2 separate regions of the Homo sapiens genome follow, and region 1 is linked to region 2. A link is an interaction called in ENCODE POLR2A ChIA-PET data of the cell type or tissue named here. Cell type or tissue: GM12878. All regions are shown on one strand. Links, peaks and the distances in the headings refer to the core of each region. The heading gives the core; the rest is flanking DNA. Region 1 overlaps ZCCHC7 (zinc finger CCHC-type containing 7). Region 2 overlaps PAX5 (paired box 5).

Evidence for each region. Peaks named below come from ENCODE experiments on the same cell type or tissue, not always from the same donor. Only the 100,000 strongest peaks of a DNase experiment are listed, where the experiment ranks them.
Region 1: POLR2A ChIA-PET joins it to region 2 with 10 read pairs; 1 of 35 experiments calls an interaction of 5 or more read pairs at or near these places.

What each region holds. Positions count from the first base shown.
Region 1 is chr9:37,287,380-37,290,296 of GRCh38, forward strand. The region is part of intron 2 of ZCCHC7 (zinc finger CCHC-type containing 7); the gene reads left to right. Among named protein-coding and RNA genes, the nearest start is that of LINC01627, 110 kb to the right of the region's middle. In GM12878, for the core only: no CTCF peak of the experiment used is centred there; no DNase peak of the experiment used is centred there; H3K4me3 peaks cover 1,244 bases; H3K27ac peaks cover 1,561 bases.
Region 2 is chr9:36,947,841-36,950,757 of GRCh38, forward strand. The region is part of intron 6 of PAX5 (paired box 5); the gene reads right to left. Among named protein-coding and RNA genes, the nearest start is that of MIR4476, 56 kb to the left of the region's middle. RefSeq lists an enhancer at 1-343. In GM12878, for the core only: no CTCF peak of the experiment used is centred there; no DNase peak of the experiment used is centred there; H3K27ac peaks cover 334 bases.

The DNA.
Region 1 (2,917 bases), core at 324-2,823, 340 kb after region 2:
AGTTGTATGTAATAATTTCCAATCCCTCGTGCCTTCTTGCTTCCTTTCTGGCAATCTCAACTTCAAATCAGTAATACTTATTATAGGTACATTGGTACCTATAATAACAAAGCGACTTTGTTCTGCAAACGTTGGCCTAAGCTTTGAAAACCATGAGCCATTGAGTTTTATGAATTCAAGTTAGACGGTAACAGAGGCCAAGACTCTAAGCAAGCAATATCTGAAAAGGAAGTACACAAAAACAGGTAGAAACTGTTTAACTGTTTTATTTCTCTGTGTGTATACATATTTATGTGTTTTTACACACAAAAAAGTACCTTTTTTGCATTTTATGTAGCTAGTCCTAATTACTATTATATACTTATTATAGGTACATTTATGTAGCTAGTCCTAATTACATTTGATCAATGGTGTTAAATTTTTTTTAAATATGTAACAAATGTGAAGGTTTTTCTTGTTTTTACAGCTTTTTTGCTCCATAAAAGTATTCTGGTTTTTATCAGGACATATTATATGTATTAGAAATGAAAGTCAACACAGTGTGAGTTTAAATGGTTAAAAAAAAAAAACATTTAACCATTTGGACTTAAAGACCTTCTGTCAATATTCTGTCTAGAGGCTGGGTGCAGTGGCTCATGCCTGTAATCCAAGCAGTTTGGAAGGCTGAGGTAGGTGGATGGCTTGAGCCCAAAAATTTGAGACCAGCCTGGGCATCATAGCAAAACCCCATATAACACAAAAATATAAAAAATTAGCCAAGCATGGTGGTACACACCTGTGGTCCCAGCTACTCGGGAGGCTGAGGTGGGAGGATTGCTTGAGCCCAGGAGGTTGAGCCTGCAATGAGGCATGATTGCACCACTACACTCCAGCCTGGGTGACATTGTGAGACCTTGTCTCAAAAAAAAAAAAAAATCTATCTATCTATCTATATAGATAGATAGATAGATTTTTTTATAGGTAGATAGATTTTTTTTTTTTTCTGGAGCTAAATTGAAACCCAAGTAGCTTTGGGGGCTTGTTATCCATCTAATATACAAATTCTTCCTTCTATACCAAGTCATGTCTTGCCATAATAGAAGGTAGAACTTTTAAGGAGATAGGGTACCACATTATGGTGAATGAATATTTCTTTTGTGGTCAAAATCATCAAACATTTGTCTATATTTACTGCCCCTGAATTCTCTCCTTCAGTTCTCTTTTTAATCCAGCCAGGTTTTTGCATCACCATTCCATCCAAACTTCTCTTAATAGGATCACCAGTGACTTTCCTAATAAATTCAAGGGTCAGTTCTCAGTCTTTTTCTTACCTGCCCTATTGGTGGCATTTACCATAATCGATAACACCTCTTCTTTGATAGATACATTGTGTTTAGTTGGTTACGGGGCACTGACCTATTCCCCCACCAAGTTTCCTCTCACCTCACTGGTTACTCCTAAATTCTTGCTCATGTTCTATCCTTTCTCTACACTCAAACCCTTGGTACTCTCACCCAGTCCTGTTCTAAATACCATCTCCATGCCATAATTGACAAATTTTATTTCCGGTTCAGATCTGTCTCTGAAACTTAAGACTCATAATCCAGTATCCAATGGCATACTCCACATCTTCATTTGAATATTTTAATACTATTGCTAATCCAGCCTGTCCAAACTAAATTCATCTTTCCCTCAAAACATGTTCCTCTGCATTTTTTAGTTGCAGTAATTATCATTTTAGTTGCTGAGGCCAAAAACCTGGTAGTCATCTTTTACTGTGTTCTTCTTTTACTTTTTTTTTTTTTTTCTGAGGTGGAGTCTCGCTCTGTCGCCCAGGCTGGAGTGCAGTGGTGTGGTCTCGGGTCACTGCAACCTCTGCCTCCCGGGTTCAAGCAATTCTCCTGCATCAGCCTCCCAAGTAGCTGGGATTACAGGCGCCTGCCACCACACCTGGCTAATTTTTTGTATTTTTAGTAGAGACAGTGTTTCACCATGTTGGCCCGGCTGGTCTCGAACTACTGACTTCGTGATCTGCCCGCCTCGGCCTCCCAAAGTGCTGGGATTACAGGCATGAGTCACCACGCCTGGCCTCTTTTACTTTCATATCCAGTTCTTCAACAAATCTTATTAGCTTTACCTCCAGATTATATTCAGAATTCCTCTACTTCTCAGCATACCCACTACTCCACCCTGGTCAGAGGTACTATCTTTTTTGGACTGAATTATTGCAGTAACATTCTAACTGATCTCCTTGCTTCTATACTTGCCCTTCCCATCTATTTTTTCTTCTCAGTGGAGTGATTCTTTGAGTTATAAGTCAAATCATATTACTCTTACGAGTTTTTGTTTCACTCAGAGTAAAAGTCAAAATCCTTATAATGGCCTACAAAGCCCTTCATAAACTAATACCTCTGTACTCTTATCTTCACATTCCCTTCATTTTCTGCACTCTAGCCATACTGGCCTGTCTCCGGTTCCTTAAACACATCAGGAATATTTTTGCCTTAAGAACTTTGCTTTGGCTGTGCCTACTGCCTAGAATGCTCTTACCGCAGAAGTACATGGCTAATTCTTCCATCTCCTTTAAGTTGTTGCTTAAATGTCAGTGAAGGGTATTCTGTCTACCCTATGTAAAATTATAACCCGTACCCAATTTCCATTACCCTGCTCTACTTTTTCTTTTTTCCAAAGCTCTTATGCCTCTCTAATGTACATCATTTACATATTTAATATGTTTGGTTTTTAATTGTTTCACTTTCCCACTAGACGATAAGTTCTATCAAGGAAAGCAATGTCTATTTTGTTCATTGATATGTATATCCCAAGCATCTAGAATAGTGCTTGCAAATGATAGTAACTGAGTTAATATTTGTTGAATAATAAACGAATGGTAAATATTGGGAATAATTGTAATGTTTAGTTTAACCCTGAATATACC
Region 2 (2,917 bases), core at 114-2,613:
TTTTGTTCTTTCTCTTCTTCCTCTTTCCACTTCCCTACCTGGCACCCTCTTCCTCATCCTCCTCCCCACACACTCTCTGTGCACCCCACCCCCGTTGCCCCTGGTGAAAGGCAGAGCCGTGTCTATATCACTGAGACATTCCCTGAGAATGCAAATAATAATAAATAACATCCTCTGAACGTCTCCCACGTGCCAGGCACTGTCCAAGACTTTGGAGACACACGGGAGCCTCACACCAGCTCTGTGCTAGCATATCGGCATGGCTACCCTCCTCTTGTGGATGGAGAAACTGATGCTGAGTGAGGGGGAGCAAACTATCCCAATCACACAGCCAGCAGGTACGCACGCCAGGTTCCAGGACCAGGGACTCCAGAGCTCTGGCTCTTACCGCCTTGCCATGTGGCCAGCACAGGTGCAGCCCGACCATAAGTGGGAGCGGCGAGTGTCCCTGAGAACAAGGTTACCGAGGCTGACAGTCCATCCCTTCCTCCGAGAGGGACGGGACACATTCTGTTAGGCAGTTTCCTTAGAAGTATCACAGTCTGGGTTTAAATACCTCCTCCCTCCTTTTGAGGCAGATCTGGGAGACCGGAGAACTCGTCCTCTGTTGCACCAAAAAGGAAATATTAAATTGTTTGTTTGTAGGGGAAGATCCTTACAGTACAACCCAGAATTAATAATTTAGTACAAAGATTTCTTAGCTCCTCAGGCAGAAGTTCTAAAAGTGATACAAATTGTTATTTTGATTGCTTTAATGGAATATTTCCCTGGAAGCCTGGGCTCATTTGCCTGTGTAATCTGTAGCCAAGCAAACAGTAAAAACAGAGAAAGTCTGGGGAAGAAAAAGTTCCCAGAAACTCCCCAGTGCAAATGCCCCATCACTGCAGGTCAGATAGGGCCTTCTGGTCTGTCTCTCATTCCCTCCCACCAAGACAATTCTTAGCCACTTTGTCTCCCTGCGCAAACTCCCTCCTGCCTCCTCTCCAACTCCTTTCCTGCCCAACCCAGCCCTACCCACCTGAGCTTTCTTGATCCCTTTCCCACCATGACCCTGACTCTCTGCCCTGTAGAACCTCTGATGTGGCAGAACACTCCTTAATAATAATAACAATGATAATAAAGGAACATTTGGAGTACCTACTATGGGCTGAACCCTCTGTCAAACTTTGTTTAATCAGTACAACCACCTACAACACAAGTATTGCTGTTTTTTTGTTTGTTTTGTTTTGTTTTGTTTTTGAGACAGAGTCTCGCTCTGTCGCCCAGGCTGGAGTGCAGTGGCACAATCTCGGCTCACTGCAACCTCTGCCTCCGGGTTCACGCCATTCTCCTGCCTCAGCCTCCCAAGCAGCTGGGACCACAGGGGCCCGCCACCACGCCTGGCTAATTTTTTGTATTTTTAGTAGAGACGGGGTTTCACCATGCTAGCCAGGATGGCCTCGATCTCCTGACCTCATGATCCACCTGCCTCAGCCTCCTAAAGTGCTGGGATTACAGGCGTGAGCCACCGTGCCCGGCCAACACAAGTATTGTTATTATCCCCATTTTACTTATGAGAAAACTGAGGATAAAGCAGTGGTAAAGCCAAGTAGATTGGAAATAATAACTTTGTACACAAAGGAAGAAAAGTTCGTATTTGTTTGAGATGTGATAATAACCAGTGTTCTCAAAGCTAGGAATAAAGGAAGAATCACATAGACTCCAGAGGTAAGCCTACATTCACTTTTATTACCACAATCTCCCAAGAGATTACGTGAGCTCAAAACTAACGTAACAGGTTGCAAAGTCACAAGCAGCTGCTTCCGAAGCTTGTGCTCTTAACCATGACACTATGCTACTTCCAGCAGTCCTCCAGACATGGGTCCCTGACGCACTCCCCAGTAGAAAGCACACCACCGTCCTCTCCTCAGGCCTTTCTGGGCCAGGCATGGGGTCTGCAAAATTCCATGCCATTGCTCACCACACCATCCTACCACAGCATCTCCTCAGAATTCCACATTATCTGCCCAAGCCAATCCCCTCATACTGTTAGTGAAATGCGGCCATTCCTCCTGGCAGATTTCCCGTTCCTCGGGACCTCCCACCACGATCTTCACCTACCCTCGACCTCCCTAAGCGACACCTCTTTGACTCCACTGACCTTAATCTCCATTCCCCAGCTCCAGCCTCATGGATGGACACAGATAGGACCGTTATTAACCTGTCATTTAGAACTCATCTAAGTCCCTAAGCTCCTTCTGAAAGCTTGTTTGTCATAATCTTCCTTGCATGCTCTCATCCTGATGAGCCGGCTCTTGCCAGGAACCCTTGAACTACTGTAACCAACAGGTAGATAAAGTTATCTGTCCTCTTGGTGAGCCTGAAATGAAAACATCACCAATTCTGTTGCCCTGACCCAAGAAGGGTCTGCACCTTCTTAAAAGCATTGACACTGAGCTGGACTATGTGATGATCTTCAATAAAATCATCCCATTTGGTTTCATAGCCAAGACATTGGGAAAGAATCAACAAATTCATCTTTTCTCCAAAATAGAAGAGAGGAAATGCAACCACATGCGTCACAGAATGCCAAAGCTCAGAGCTGGAAGGGACCCTGGTGGTTACCTCTTCCAAGCCCCAATCTGACACTTGAAACCCCTCCTCAGTCTTCCTCCCAAGTGGCCTCACTGCCCACACCAGACACTCTCAGCGACAGAAGATTCCCAGCCCAATCCACATTTAGGCAGCTCGCCTGCTTGGAAGGTTTCCTTCAACTAAGATGAGAGCTGCCTCTCTGTAATTTCCACCTAAATCCTGGGTCTGCCCCTTGGAACTACGAAGAAGTCTGCTTCTGTTCCTTCTCCACAGGAGCCCTTTTGAGATCAGATCACATTCTTGCATATCCACTGAGTTTTCTTTTTTTTTTTTTTTTTTTTTT